Regions from separate parts of the Homo sapiens genome. Here region 1 is linked to region 2. Evidence: chromatin loops called from intact Hi-C (ENCODE). Cell type or tissue: IMR-90. All regions are shown on one strand. Links, peaks and the distances in the headings refer to the core of each region. The heading gives the core; the rest is flanking DNA.

The links. Hi-C counts contacts between places; a loop is a spot of excess contacts. Peaks named below come from ENCODE experiments on the same cell type or tissue, not always from the same donor. Only the 100,000 strongest peaks of a DNase experiment are listed, where the experiment ranks them.
Region 1: it touches region 2 in a loop (13-fold over the local background); 12 of 110 quality-filtered maps call a loop at or near these places.

The regions. Positions count from the first base shown.
Region 1 is chrX:109,887,419-109,895,759 of GRCh38, forward strand. No RefSeq gene overlaps it. Among named protein-coding and RNA genes, the nearest start is that of TMEM164, 110 kb to the right of the region's middle. RefSeq lists an enhancer at 3,522-3,816 and a silencer at 3,600-3,669. In IMR-90, for the core only: CTCF peaks have their summits at 2,445 (motif pointing left) and 3,680 (motif pointing left); a DNase peak (open chromatin) is centred at 3,673; H3K27me3 peaks cover 473 bases.
Region 2 is chrX:109,629,206-109,637,546 of GRCh38, forward strand. No RefSeq gene overlaps it. Among named protein-coding and RNA genes, the nearest start is that of KCNE5, 8.2 kb to the left of the region's middle. In IMR-90, for the core only: CTCF peaks have their summits at 3,917 (motif pointing left) and 6,187 (motif pointing left); no DNase peak of the experiment used is centred there.

The DNA of each region.
Region 1 (8,341 bases), core at 149-8,148, 260 kb after region 2:
CTGTTATCTACTGCCTGCAGGGGAGGCAGGGGTCTTGGTAGTGGGTAGAGGAGGGGAGGTGAGAGTAGCTATGGAAATCAGGGGCTAAAAGGGATTTTTCCTTCATTCTTCTTCACCCTTCGAAGATAGCCTTTGTCACTGCTTGCCCTGCCAGGCGCCTGGCCTACAAGGGGCGAAAAATGGAGAAAGAGATGGATATCCTCCAGCCATGCAGCTAGGGTGTCAGTTCTTCTTTTTTTTTTTTTTTTTCTTTTCTTTCTTTTCTTTTCTTTTCTTTTTTTTTTGTTGTTTGTTTGTTTTTTTGAGACAGAGTCTTGCTCTGTTGCCCGGGTTGGAGTGCAGTGGCACGATCTCGGCTCACTGCAACCTTCACCTCCCGGGTTCAAACCATTCTCCTTCCTCAGCCTCCCAGGTAGCTGGGACTACAGGCATGCGCCACCACACCCAGCTAATTTTTTTGTATTTTTAGCAGAGATGGGGTTTCACCATACTGACCAGGCTGGTCTCGAACTCCTCACCTCAAGTGATCCGCCCGCCTTGGCTTCCCAAAGTTCTGGGATTACAAACATGAGCCACCACACCCGACCAGGGTGGCAGTTCTTGGGTGGCAAATAGATGTGGTTAGTCAGACATCCATCAGAGAGGCTGCCTACCTCTTTTTCCTACGTAAACGGAGGGAAAATTTATTGCTATTTGTGACATTCCCTGTGCAGGAGGAGAGAGCAACTTACTGTCACCAGAGAAGTTAAGGCACGAGTTTCAAACTCAATTTGACAGCAGTAATGATAACCATAAAATAGCATTTAAGCTGGGTGTAGTAGTGGCTTGCACCTGTAGTCCCAGTTGCTCGGGAGGCTGAGGTGGGAGAATCACTTGAGGCCAGGGGTTCTAGGTCAGCCTGGGTAACAGAGGGAAGACCTGCATCTCTAAAAAAAAGAAATAACTAAAATAACTAGCTAGCATTGGTTGAGGGAATGCTGTGTGGCAGGCACTGAGCATCCTTATCTCACTGAATCCTCACAGTAAAAGCAGTACAGATGCAAGCCCTAAGGTCAAGCCAATCTGAGTTTAAGTCTTCACCCTGTCACTCACTAGTTAAAGCATAGTGCTTGACACAGAGTAAAAACTCAGTAAATACGGAATAAATATTCATCAATTAACAAATCAATTGATATTAGTCATTAATATGAATAAATATTACTATATACACACAATCAATCATATGAAGCAGGTACTATTACTATCTTCTTCTTATAAATGAGGAAGTTGAGGCCCTGAGAAATTAAGGACTCTGTACAAGTTTACACAGCTACTAAGTGGCAGAACCTGAATTGAAAACTAGTTGTCAGTGCAGAGTTTCTGTTTGAGATGATGACAATGTTCTGGAAATAGATAGTAGTGATTGTACAGCACTGTGAATAGACTTAATGCCACTGAATTATATACTCAGAAATGATTAGAATGGTACATTTTATGTTATGTATACTTTAACACACACACACACACACACACACACACACACACACACATACACACATCAGTTGTCAGACACTGGGATTTTAACCACTGTGTCATATACATGACCTCTCAATGGGCATTAATCAAGTTTCTATTATTCAGAAGACCCTCCCAATGTCATAAAGCGAGGGCTAAATTTGCAATCAAAAGACCTCTGTTCAAACACCGTATCTGCTTCTTACAATGAGTAAGTGGCTAAGACTTGTCTGAGTTTTCTTGGGCCAAAAGGGGTACAAGTCATACACAAGCCTTTCTCCAAGAGTTCACTTCAGTTGCAGACACTCAGGTCCCTGTAATGTTACTGGATAACCTTGGGGAGAGGGGATCCAGATCAATTTGAGCCCCTGACAAGGAGGGCAAGGAAGCTCTGAGCCAGCTTACCCATTCTTAGTTACTCCTCTTCCCAAAGTGAAATGTGGCAGCTACTGGGTGGGGACTTTTAAGAGGAAGTGAGACAGCTACTGATAGGGGAACTTGAGGAGGGCCCCCTTGGAAAGGGGAAGGAAGATGAGCACATATTGAGATAAACCATTTTCAGGGTGTTAAAACTAGATTAAAACCAGTGTTTTTACATGTCACAAAAAAGAAATCCACACCACAAACAATCCTAGTAGCTACTTTTCCTGCAAAAGTAATCATTCTTTTATCCAAGGTTCCTTGGGGATTAAACAACAACAACAAAAATCCCTCAAAGTCCTTGTCAGCTTCTTTGGTTCCTCTATGACTTTTTACTGTACTCAATGGAGAGAAGTGCTCAGTAACAACCGAGTCCCCAGATACACCATGACATTGCAAGAGAAGATGAAACATGAGGAAATCCACCCCCTTCCCATTTTCCAGACCACATCCTCCTCCCCTGTTCAATCTCCCTAAAGTTTTCACTAGGCTTGTTCAGGTCAGGAATGAACTATAACCAGTGGATGCTGCCCTCTGCTGCAAAGCAGGCTTCATCCGCGGCTGCACAGCCAGTCTTGGCTTCCACAAGACCTCTCTTGTGTTAATGATTCAAAGCACATGTTTGTAATTAAAAATAACAATAATAATTCAGGGTACCAGGCTGACCACGCAAATATAGTTATCCTGAGAGGGGGGCTTGCAGAACACCTTTCAGGGCAAATCCCCCACCACCTTTACATAGGACTGAGACAGCCTAGAAAAGTACAGAATGCTTTACTGTTATTTTCCTCATCCTGGCCCCATGCACTAACTAGACACAGTCTTTCCAGAGAAATACCAACATGACACAACCCCACGGGGGCATTGGGTCCCTCTGTTCTGGATTTGCCTCCTTCTGCTTCACTTCAGTTGTCTTAATTCCATTCACCTTGGTTCTCTGAGCCCCGGTTGACACAGCACACTGGCTCTCTACGCTCCCCTCTGTCTCCTTCTGCTGCCATGCCCTATTGTAGCCATGTCCTTCCATCTGGCACTCAGAAATCTTTCCCAAATGTCATTCTGCTAGTCTCCTGACACCTTCACACAATCTGCCCATCCTCTTGGACAGAGCTGACATGGTCCCCGAGGCTGGGGATGCTAGAGGCCACCTAGTAGCCACTAGGAAGCAATGCTTGTACTCTGTGCCCTGTGCACTCAGTGACAGGCAAGGAGGCTGTGGAACTATTCTCACAATCATCCGGACCTGTCTTCTCAACCCCATTGGTGCTGCCACCTAAGAGATTAACAAGGGAGGCCACTAGACTCAGATTGCTCAGATACAATTATAACTGGAAACATTGGGTTCTAAGGAAACACTGCATAAATCACACTCTTCCCTAGCTGGCTGACTGGCAATACGGTGGGATCCCTTTTGCAAGCCAGAATATGTTGGAATTATACTGGAGTGATGTGGACTATACTGGATTTTTTCAGATTTCTAAACTGCTTTAAGAAACATTCCATAGCTCCACTTGGCAAGATATAAACAAACTTGTAGGAAACTGGGTTAGTTTTACCAGTCAAATGAGTTGGCAGCCCAATTCTTCTGTCTCAAAGAGATTAATGAGCAATTAATTTCCCAGACCAGCTAAGCCTGGGAACTTCTGGGAGCTAACGGATTTTACCTGAAGGTGAAGTCCAGCCCACGTCCGTGGGCCACCACATCAGACCCTCCCAAGAACGCAAGGGAAGGCCTAATTTACATAGTTGCCCTGCCCCCTAGTGTCCACAGGCAGCAATAACAGCAGGCAGGACTCAAGCTTCTAGGTATGGGCAGCAGGGCTGCAGGGCTTTTTTTGTGCTCCACACAATGGCGCCTGGCTAAAGGGATGTGGGAATGAAATTAAGCTCATGCTCTTCTCACCAAGCCTTGTGCCCTGCACAGGACTGCATCCATCTGGAGGTTGACCTCTTTTTTCTAATCTGTCTGCCAAGAGGAGCCATTTTTTTTTTTGGTAATTCTATTTTAAAAATTTCCACATAGCTTGAGATTTCTAATGTCTAAAGCTACCAGAAAGGCTGATACCAATCCCATGTGATAGGCCAGGCCGTCGGCATGTACTCAAATGTATATTCCATTTCTGAAAATTCACTTGTCCTATAAGAATAGCTCAGGGTGTTTGTGTAGAAGTGGCCCCATTCCAGAAAATTCCCGGACTGGGAACTTCATAGTCATCCATCCAGCTATGAACTTCTGTTAGCTCCACCCCCAAAATATATCCTGAATCCATCCACATCTCTCCATCTTCACTCATTTCTGATCCAAGCTAGCAGAAATTTCTTGCTACAATGGTAGCAATACAGGGAAAAACATTGGCCTGCTACAATGGTCTCCCTGCTGCCACTCTGGCCCCTCCACACAGCAACCAGAATTATTTATTAAAATATATGTAAATTCATGTGACTCCCCGCCAATGGCTTCCCAATGGGTTTAGGATAAAATCCAAAGTCTTTCCGTGGGTTACTAGGCTGTGGATAATCTGTCTTCTGCTTAGCTCATCTACCTGTCGCTCACCACTCTCCTGCTCATCCACTAAGCTCAGCAACACTGGCCATTTGTTTTAATTGACATTTTTATTGAGATAATTGCAGATTCACATGCAGCTAAAAAAAACAAGAGCAAGATCTCTCATACATTTTGCCCAGTTTTCCCCAATGGTAACATTTTGGAAAACTGTAATATCATAGTAAGAATAGTGATGTTGATACAATCCACCTATATTATTCAGATTTCCCTGGTTTTATTAATATTTATCCTCATATGTGTGTATGTGTATTTAGTTCTATATAATTTGATCATCCATGTAAGTTCATGTGATGGATACCACCACATGTTAAATAAGCATATCATGGAAAATGGGGTATGCATCCTAAAACAGTAGGTCTTATAGTACATAGTCAAAGTACTGAACAGTGCCATCACCTTGAGGATCCCTCCTATTGCCCTTTTATAATCATATTCATCTCCCCCCACCTCCTTAAACCTAGGCAACCATTAATCTGTTCTTCATTTCTATAATTTTGTCACTTCACAGACATGATATAGATAGAATTGTACAATATGTAACTTCTGGGACTGGCTTATTTTCACTCAGCATAATTTTCTAAAGATTCATCCAGGCTGTTGCATGTAGTTTTTTTTATTGCTGAGTTGTATTCCACAGTATGGATGAGCTTCAGTTTAATCATTCACCCATTGAAGGGCATTTGTGATATTTATTTACAGGTCTTACATAAATATAAGTTTTCATTTCCCTGGGATAAATCCCCAAGATTGCAGTTGCTAAGTCACATTGTAAGCACGTGTTTAACTTTTTTTTGTTTTTTTCGAAACAGGGTCTCACTTTGCTCACTCTGTCATCCAGGCTGAGTGCAGTGGCATGAGCATGGCTCCCTGCAGCCTTCATCTCCTGGCCTCAAGCGATCCTCCAACCTCAGCCCACCCAAGTAGCTGGACCACAGGTGTGCTTCTGGCTAATTTTTTTTTTTTTTTTGTAGAGATGGGGATCCTCCTACGTTGCCTAGGCTGGTCTCAAACTCCTGGGCTCAAGTGACCCCGACACCTCGGCCTCCCAAAGTGCTGGGATTACAGGTGTGAGCCACCACGCCCAGCTACGTGTTTAATTTTTAAAGCAACTGCTAGACTGTTTTCCAGAGTAGCCATACCATTTTACATTCCCACAAGCAATGTATGAGTGACTCAGTTTCTCTACACCTTCACTAATAGTGGTGTTGCCACTATTTTTTATTTTGGACATTCTGATATGTATGTAGTACTATCTCATTGTAGCTGTAATTTGCATTTCTCTAATGGTTAACAATGTTGAATAGCTTTTCACATGTTTATTCTTCATGTGTATATTCTCTTCGCAAAATGTCTGTATATATCTTGCCCATTTTCTAACTGGATTTATCAAATATTGAGTTTTGAGAGTCCTTTGTGTGTTGTAGACATGAGTACTTTCTCAGATACGTGATTCGTACATGTTTTTTCCCAGTCTGTAGCTTGCCTTTTCATTCTCTTCATATGTACTTTCACAGAGCAAAAGTTTTAAAATTTTCGATGAACTATTTTTCCTTCTATAAACCCTGCTTTTAGGGCTGACTCTAAAAACTCTGCTGAACTCTAGATCCCAGAGATTTCCTCCTATTTTTTTCTAAAAGTTTTATAGTTTTTCATTTTATGTTTATGTCTGTGATCAATCCTGACTTAGTTTTAAAAACTTTTTATTTTTAGTGCTTGTGGGTATATAGTAGGTGAATATATTTATGGGGTACATGAGATGTTTTGATACAGGCATGCAATGTGAAATAAACACATCATGGAGAACGTGGTATGCATCCTGAAACACTAGGTCTGATTCATTCTTTCTAACTATTTTTTGTACCCGTTAACCATCCCCAACTTCCCCTGACCCCCCACTATCCTTCCCAGCCTCTGGTAACCATCCTTCTACTCTCTATCTCCATGAGTTCAATTTTTTTTTTAGCTCCCACAAATAAGTGAAAACATGAGGTTTGTCTTTCTGTGACTGGCTATTTCACTTAACATAATGATCTCCACTTCCATCCATGTTGTTGCAAATGACAGGATCTCATTTTTTATGGCTGAATAGTACTCCCTTGAGTATATGTACCACTTTTTCTTTATCCATTCATCTGTTGATGGACGCAGGTTGCTTCCAAATCTTAGCTTTTGTGAGCAGGGCTGCAACAAACATGGGAGTGCAAATATTTCTTGGATATACTGATTTCCTTGCCTTTGGGTATATACCCAGCAGTGGGATGGCTGGATCATACAGTGGCTCTGCTTTTAGTTTTTTAGAGAAATCGCCAAACTGCTCTCCATAGTGATTGTACTAATTTACCTTCCCACCAACAGTTTACGAGGGTTGCCTTTTCTCTGCATCCTCACCAGCATTTGTTATTGCCTGCTTTTTGGATAAAAGGTATTTTAACTGGGGTTAGATGATATCGCATTTTACTACTTCAAGTGAAGTGTGAAAACCTCACTTCTATTTATGTTTCTTCATCTTCCATGGTCTTAATTATCATTGTCCTCAGTATCACAGGGTGTTATAATTTTTGTTTCAGCAATCAAACATGACTTATAAAACTCATGAGGAAACTGATAATGTCTTCTGTGTACTAGTATATTTGTTTTATATACTTTTTTCCTGATGTGCCAGGATTCCTTCTTTTATCGTTTTTTTCTGTTTAAAGAGCTTCTCCTAGCTATTATTTAAGAGTTCTGCTAGTGACAAATTCTTTTAGTTTTTCCTTCATTTAAGAATGCTTTATTTCACTCTCATTCCTTAAGAATATTTTTGCCAGATATAGAATTTGCAGTTGACAATTCTCCTGTCTCCATACTTTCAAGTTGTGTCACTTCGTTCTTGCCTCCATGGTATCAGATGAGAAATCTGCTGTAATTTGAATTGGTGTTTCCCCATAGGTAATTCATTGTTTTTCTCTGGCTACTTTCAAGATTTCTTGTTTGTTTTTAGTTTTATTTTTCCTGCTTTCTTTCCTTATTTATTTATTTATTTATTTTTACTATTTCTTTTTTTTTAAAGATTTTAAACCACATTTTTATTCTTTGATGCTTCATTTTCAGACTTTTTAAGTCAGTCATTACATTTACATTGCATGAGGAAAATTTTTCCAGAACAACAGTGTGGAATAGTTCTGAATTATGCTATTCTACAGATAGAAAAAAAGTCCAAATGTCTTTAAAAATTTACTTCTTACTACCCAACATGTTTTTGCAAAGCAAGAAGTCTTTGTAAGACACCTTAAACAAAGTCCTTCAATTCTATAGCAGAGGAAATAAAATCCCCCAGAAGCCAAAGGCTCACATTCACATTGCTAGTGCATGACAGACCCAGGTGTGCTTCATTAGAGATAAAATACATTCCCTTTGGTATCACAGGAAGTTACTGGGGATGACTTGACCTCATTACTTAGCTAACGACTGGATAAAATTTCTTAATTATTTGAAGTAACATTGTATTAGTGTTTGCATTATTAATTTGAATAGAAAATAATCACATTTTTGACCCATTTATAAAAATTGTTAATGTTTATTTATTTATTTATTTTTTATTATACTTTAAGTTTTAGGGTACATGTGCACAACGTGCATGTTAGTTACATATGTATACATGTGCCATGTTGGTGTGCTGCACCCATTAATCCTCGTCATTTAACATTAGGTATATCTCCTAAAGCTATCCCTCCCCCCTCCCCCCACCCCACAACAGGCCTCGGTGTGTGATGTTCCCCTTCCTGTGTCCATGTGTTCTCATTGTTCAATTCCCACGTGTGAGTGAGAACATGTGGTATTTGGTTTTTTGTCCTTGCAATAGTTTGCTGAGAATGATGGTTT
Region 2 (8,341 bases), core at 213-8,212:
CCTCCACCCCCATTTTCCACGAGCCCCATACCTGTCAAATAATCATCTGTTTATCCATCACCTGGAACTCATTTCCAAAATGGTAATCAAGGGTGTTGACAAAGGGAAGTAATTTACAATCATGTATTTAGACTTTCAAAGAGTCTCGGGAAAGGTTCTCTTCCATGCCAAGTTTGTTTTAAAAGTACAATTGAGGCGCCATGGATAGGAAATGCTTTCCCCATTCCTTGAGACTGTGAGTGCTTCCTGCCAACAGTGCAGCTCTATGGAAGTTGGTTGAATTGAACTGAGTTGAGTTTGGCTAGTTGCCAAAGGACAGACACAGATGGTAAGCACTGTCGGAGTCCAGAAGGCTGGCAAAGCCACAGTGGGCTCTAAAGGAGAGAAAGAAAGAAGGCTTCATGAGGCACCAACTAAAGACTGAGAAGGAATCATTCATTCATTCATTCATTCATTCAACAAATATTTATTACATGTTACTTTGTGTGAAGCACTGTGCTGGGTCCTAGAGACACATCGGTGAGCAAGTCACATCGGTGAACAGTCTGTGCCTTTATAACTCTCACAGACAACTTCTTTGTGAACTGGGGACAAATAGGGAGTGCCAGGATGTGGAGCTGGGTAAGTAGTGGGCAGGACGACCAGCCAGAATTTGGAGAGAACTGAGACTCTGGGCCCAATCTCTAAGCACTAGAGTCCAAAGCCTTGTTTGGAAAAAGGAAGACTCCAGGTGGTCTGAGCTCACTGTCCCAGGCTATGCTGCAAGCTTCTCTACCTCCTCCTAGCAGCACAATCTTGAGGGTATGGTTTGCCATAAGCCACCACAGTAGGTCTGTTCTCAAAAGACTGATGAGAATAAATTAGACGGTTCCTTAATCCAACTGGGGCTTCTCAGTTTTTCCATGGGAATATACACAGCATTTCAGACTAACTGGGGTTTGATAAAGATCACAATATTTGTAGGTTGGAATGGGCCTCAGGAGCTTCAAATGCCTTACTTAGAGACTTCTTGGAGATCTTCGTGGGCTTGTGCTGATATCCTCCTATATTCAGGCCACATACTGGAGCATCAAATTTGGTCCCTGATTTCATTTATCAAGTGTCTAGCATATGCCAGGCATATTACATACATTATACTAATTAACCCTATAACAACCTTATGAGGTGGGCAGGTATGGATTCAACAGCAGTATATCTTCAATGCTGGTCAATCAGAATGGACTAACAAACCATCAGAATAGATTTTGACTGTGAACAACCAGTATGGCCTTACAGAGCCACAACATCCTTGGGCAAAGAAGTAGGACAGAGGCACAGACTAAATGGCTTCCCATTTCCCAGGGGATCAAACCAAGATCTCATCTCCTTAGGCTTTGGGGCTGTCCTGGTCATTCTGAACCTCTCTTTATGGATGCTTCCAGCTGCTCCCGTTGCTCATTGCAGGTACCTGAAAAGCTCCCTTGCCTGCCAACCCCCGTAAAGCAATGGCATCTATCACACCTGCCCCTTTCTCCCAGTAAATTCCTAAAGATGTCACTCCTTGGCTCAAAATTCTTGAATGGGTCCACTAGACTTCCAAATGATCACCTTACTGTGGCCTTCAAGACTCTCTGTGCTCCGGCCTGAAGATGCTGTCCAACCCTACTTACAGCACTAATTACCCAAAATGTCTTCAATGCCACACACCTTCTCAACTAGATGAAATCTCACTGTCCTTAGCAATCTCATAGCGTAGAATAATAGTGACGGATGGGCTCATCAGATGGCCCCTACAGACCTCATGAGGGCAGGTGCTGTGTTCTTCCTCTTTGTACCCCTCACCATGCCTGGCACAGTGCCTGGCACATAATATGTGCTCAGGAAATTTTTACCTAGGTCTGAGGTCTGCCTTCCCGTAATGAAACTTACCAACTTTGAAAAAGATTCACTCTGTGGGGACTGTGAAACTTTGAAGTTACATTTTTCCAAAAAAAAGTATATATTGTGTAAAATTTCAAACATATAGCGACATTGACAGAATTTTACAGAGGATATCTAGTAACCACCTAGATTCTACCACTAATATTTTCCTATACTGGCTTTATTCATCCCTCACCTATCCACTCCTCCCTCTATCTATTTGTCTATTCATTATCTTTTTTTTTTTTGAAGTTGCATACATCAGTATGCACTTCACTCCTAAGCACTTTCTCCATACCTATCATTAACTATAGTCCAATATTTGTTTATTATTCTTTTTTCCTTTTGAAGTAAAATATACATACAATGAGATATATAAATATTAACTGCATATTTTCTGAGTTTTGGTAAATGTAACCCCTACTAAGATAAAGACTACTACTCAAGAACATGTCCTCTCATCCTTTCATAGGCAATCCTCTCCCTTCACTCCCAGAGGCAGCCACTGTTTTTTTTCCGTCATTGATTAGTTTTGCCTGTTATAGAAGCTCATATATATGGAATCATAAGGCATGGACTTTTTTGAATAAGACTTACTTTACTCAGCTTAATGTTTTTGAGGCTCATGCTAATACATGATACATAATGATACATAATTCACATATATGATACATAAATCATGACACATGCTGTTGCGAGTATCAGTAGTTTGTTCCTTTTTATTACTGAGTGGTACTCCACTGTGTGACCATACCACAGTTTGTTTATCCATTCTCCTACTGATGAACACTTGGTCTGTTTCCAACTTCTGGCTATTAAAAATAAAGCTGCTCTAAATGTTCTCATATAATTCCTTTTGTGGACATATGTTTTCCTTTTTCTTGGGTAAATACCTAGGTGTGGAAATGCTGGGTCATGGGAAAGATGTACTTTAGTTTTATAAGAAATTGCCAGACATTTTCCCAAAGTGGCTTGTATCATTTTAGACTCCCACCAACAGTGTGAGAGGATTCCCATTGTTTATGGTTACTTGTGCAGCTCTCTGCTTCAATTGCATACTTAGCCTTGCAGTGCACCCATGAAATGCATTTATCATTATACTTATAAAAGGGCCAAGCCTGACTGTTTGTGGCTTAGTACTTAAAACTTCCCCCAATTTTGATGACTACTAAATGAACACCCAAGCTCTAGGAAATTGCTACATTGTGAGGGTAAGCTCTATGTGATAATAGCTTTTACTGAAAGTGACAAACACTGTGTTAAACACTTTACATACATTATCTCACCTAATCCTTAACAACAACCCTCTGAGGTAGGTAAAACAGTATTCCTATTATACAGATGAGGAAATTAAGTTGCAGAGAGGTTAAGTAACTTGTCCAAATTCGATTGGCTCATAGGTGGTCAAGCTGAGATTTGAACCAGAGGTCAGTTATCTTTTTTATTGTCTACTGTCCTTTGTATAGAAACTATCAGGGAAAATAAAACATTTCAGGGTTGGAAGTCTCATCTAACCCTCTTATTGTAAAGGCGGAGCTACTGAGGTCCAGAGAGGAGAAGGGACTTGCCTGAAGTCTCTCATTAGTTAATGGCAGAGCCATCAGACTGCCTCGCAGTCAGGAGACGTTTTCACTCCACTGCACGGCCTCCTCCAATGCTTTGGGCAATTCAGATTTTATTTCCAGCTTTGTAATGGTGACAAGGGTGCAAAAACCACTTTGAGATCTTTGAAATAAGTACATGAATCTAAAAGGGTGGAGTGAAATAAGGTCAATCTTGCCTTTTGGGCCAAAACATAAAGTCATAAATAAAATTATCAAACTCATGTCAATTCCTGCCTAAACATTATCTTGAAAATGTTTCTCCCACCCACTCAGGCTTCTCTGGAAAAGAAAAAAGAAAAACAAAGAAACAAAAATGCGGATATTTGGAGTATTCTTGGGAAAGGAGTGGGAAAGGAAGAGGTCCGAGGGCACTTTTCTTTTGGACTCCCACAGCACCATCTGGTGGAGGACTGGAGTTTTCATTTCTCCTCATTCAGAATGTTTTTCTTTTCTTTTAATTCATATGTCTTTATTTATTTATTTTTAGGTTTTTATATATACTTTAAGTTCTGGGGTACATGTGCACAATGTGCAGGTTTGTTACATAGGTATACATGTGCCATGTTGATTTGCTGCACCCATTTTATCTTTGCTCCAGTTTCCTCGATTGTAAAATGGAGATAATAACCATGCGCTTACCATAGGATTTTGTGGCAAGGATTGAATAAGATAACTTATGTAAAGTACTGAACATAATGCCTGGAACATGTGAAATGCTCAATAATGTTGGCTGTGGTTGTTTCATTAACATTAAACGTATGGTGCAGTGGGAACCAGAGAGGAGCATTTGACTCAACCTCAGAGAGCTCAGGGCACATTTCCCTAAGGATGTGACACCTGACATAAGTTTTGAGTATGAAATAGTCACTAGGATCATTTCTCCATGTGGAAAACAATGCCTGTAACAACAGGGTTTACTCCTCTAATCCCACATTGTGAAGGATGACAGCATAGTGTTCCTTTGCCTCTGGGGTACCAGGGATTGCAGCGAGGGCTTCTAAGCTACAAGATGGTATGGGAACATTTAGGAATTATTGGAATTAGTCCCCTGACCACGTGAGACATTGTTTCCATAGTGGACACACAGAGTTTGACTTGAAATTAGATGCTAAGAGAAACATGGTTGTGTCGATTACCACCTGTTTGTTCTAATTTCTACTTTGCTTGTCAGCAATGATGCTTCAGTGGCTCTTTATTCACTCAGCATTATGTTAAATAGGCATGATGGGATCTGATAATTTCTCATTGCCTCCAAATTGTGCCTGGCATACACCACAAACATATTTGACTCTATTCCTATTGCTCATCACCCTTGCAAACCCTTAACCCTTCCAGGTTATCCAAATTTTACTCATCCTTCAAGGCCTAGACTTCCTCATTCATTCATTCATGAAATATTTTCTGAGCATGTACTATGTGCTAGGCACAGTGGCAGGCACTAGATCTATAACAGCATATGAGACAGACACAGTTTCTACTTTGACAGAGCCTGTGTAACTTGGACTACAAACAGGAAAACAAATCATTGAGACCATGTGCTACCAAAGCTCTCCAAGAAGAGGGATACATCTGAAATGGTGCTTTCTAACAGTTTTTACCACATAGCACACATAGATAACATATATTGGCTCCCTGGGATAAATGGATAAAAAAGCAACCTGCCAGGGAGCTCTGGCCACCCCAAAGGCAGAAGGCATCAATATCTTAGGTGCATGAGGAATCTCTTGGAGATCTCTGGTATAGAACCTCAAGCTATAACCCGTGAAATTCCTGTTGCTTTCACCCCATGTAGTCCATGAGGACCGATAGGGCCTTCAAGGACTACATGGGGTGAAAGCAACAGGAATTTCATGGTGCAGTGGGCAGAGAGGATGCTGCTTTGAATGAATGCATGCTCCTTGTTATTATCTGGAATTTGGTAAAAGTCACTCTCACCTCTTCAGTAGTAGGCTCAGACTGGAGGCCTTCTCAGGCAACTGAATCCTGAAAGACTCTTTGTCTTTTCCAGATTCCTACATATGTAGAATCTTCAGCTCACAGTTCAGCTTCTCATTCACCCTCATGGTCTGACATCATGTGCTAATAGCACAAGAACTTTTTTGTATCTTCATAACACCTAGCAATACTACACAAGAAGGGCCAGAAGCATTTAAGTGCCATGTTTTAAGACAAAGGAAATCTAAGAGTATTGGAACTTCACAGGGTTTTAAAACAAAAATGGCTTTGCTACCTAAGAAAAGTCCAGTGCTCAGTCTGTCTTTAAAACTTGTAAAAGAGAAACTCCTAAAGTTTTAAGAGAGAGAATGAAGTCAACAGCTCAAGCTAACATATTTGTACAATCTTACTCCTGGAAACAGGATGCTGAGTCCCTGCAGCTCCAGGCCAGTTGGTTTTGGAGTTTGCCTTCTTCTGAGCAAAACCAAAGGCTAACCAAGATAGCCCACAACCCGAGGAGATGGGATCCAGAGAGCTATTGTTTATACCATAAGCAAAAAGGAAGAGTTCACAAGCAAAGAGAGCCCAGGGGGGCCTCTTGCAGAGAAAACAAAGACTCCTGCTGAAATGTAACAGAAGATTCCATATCCTTTCCTTCACTTGGACTCCCTGAGAAAGGTTAATCCTGTCACCACCATGAATCTTGATGGGTAATAAAATGTAGATCTGGGTGAGAAATGATGCCACCTAGAGGAAGGCTGGGGAGCACACTTGAGCGATTTCAGCTCGTTTTTCTATATTCCTCCCTCAGTCAGTATCTAGGCAGGAGGGCTTCTTGATTTTTCTCTCTGGCCTTGTCCCTCACCTACTCCTGGAGAGCCACATTGCCACTTTCCTATGTTGATACATGCTATTCAACATCCGAAACTGAATGTGGGGCATGGAGTGCCCTATGGTAAGGAATGTCGAAGATACAGCTAAGGTGAGAAAGCCATATGTAAGAAGAGCAGTTGGCCATAAAGAAGAAAGTATATGTCGACATGTCTGTAATTTATATGTACGTATATGTATATCTAATTTGAAGCTTCTTATAACTTCATAGGCTAGCAAATAGCCAGGTGCAAAAATAAATACCTGAACCTCAAAATAATTATTTTCAGATTTCTACTGCAAAAGTCACTCTGGAGAGACACATGCGTGGGTGAATTTCAGCATACTCTCTCTTTTCCTTTTTCCCTTTGTTTTTGTTTGATTGATTTATTATAACCTCAAGGCAAAAATATGAAATGGGAAACTTGGTGTTTAGCACTCCCAAGTGTCCCTCCACCACCACTAGAGCCCATTTTTAATTTGTGATACCCTTAGGAGTGTCTTCCAAGAAATGTTCTGATTCTATATCTCATCCTCTCAGAATCTCTCATTCTTTTTAGTGATAAAGGAAATAGCTAGCTAACTTGCTGATATGGTTAGGCTTTGTGTCCCCACCCAAATCTCATCTTGAATTGTAATCCCCATAATCCTCATATATCAAGGGAGAGACCAGGTGGAGGTAATTGAATCATGGGGGCAGTTTCCCCCAAGCTGTTCTCATGATAATGAGTGAATTCTCACAAGATCTGATGGTTTTATAAGGGGCTTTTCCCCCTTTGCTCGGCACTTCTCCTTCCTACTGCCTTGTGGAGAAGGTGCCTTGCTTCCCCTTCACCTTCTGATATGATTTTAAGTTTCCTGAGGCTCCCCCAGCCATGCTGAACTGTGAGTCGATTAAATCTCTTTCCTTTATAAATTACCCAGTCTCAGGTAGCTCTTTATAGCAGTATGAAAACAGACTAATACACCTGCCAAAGTGAAAGAAAAATTGATCCTACCAAGAAGGAAGAGTTAGAAGAGCCAACAGTTAACTAGGAGCCTCCTTCCTTGGTTAACCGTGAAGACTGTCCACTCCTCTGTGAATTATTTTGTTATTTAATCCTAAAGATAAATGCTAATAAAGGAATTGAAATATCTAGCAGGATGGCCTCCATTGGCCAGTGAGGGAGGATGAGGTATGGAAATTGTTTTTCTGTTTTGTTGTTGTTTTTAACCTTCCCATGTGATTCCTAAGTGCAGCCAGGGTGAAGAACCACTGGGAGAGATGAGTTTAACATACTGGAGAACATACTGGAGTAAAGATCACAATGAATTTGTTATATCAACAACTTAAAACTCTTCTGCTGAGCACATCTACAGAGGTGCTATATACACCTCTGTTACACGAAGGCTATACATTTCCTAATTACTGCTATTGTGGAAATATTGCTTCACTCATTGTCTTCAAATATGTAAATACAAGGGAACTAAATTTATTCCAGACAGTTAAAGATTCAGAATGTGTTATTCCTCCCAGAACAATGACACCGAGGACATAATTTTTCCTTTGAGGCCTTTACCTATCCCGCTGCTGAACCATTTATGTGCCGTCTTTTTTTTTTTTACAGAATCTTGCTCTGTCGCCCAGGCTACAGTGCAGTGGTGCAATCTCGGCTCACTGCAACCTCCGCCTCCTGGGTTCAAGCAATTCTTCTGCCTCAGCCTTCCGAGTAGCTGGGACTACAGGCGCATGCCACCACGCCCGGCTAATTTTTTGTATTTTTAATAGAGGCAGGGTTTCACCATGTTAGCCAGGATGGTCTCAATCTCCTGACCTCGTGACCTGCCCACCTCGGCCTCCCACAGTGCTGGGATTACAGGCGTGAGCCACCATGCCCAGCCCCTTTTTTTGTTTTTATTAAGTTCTGGGATACATGTGCAGAACATGCAGGTTTGTCACGTAGGTATACATGTGCCATGGTGGTTTGCTGCACCTATCAACCCGCCATCTAGGTTTTATGCCCCACATGCATTAGGTATTTGTCCTAATGCTC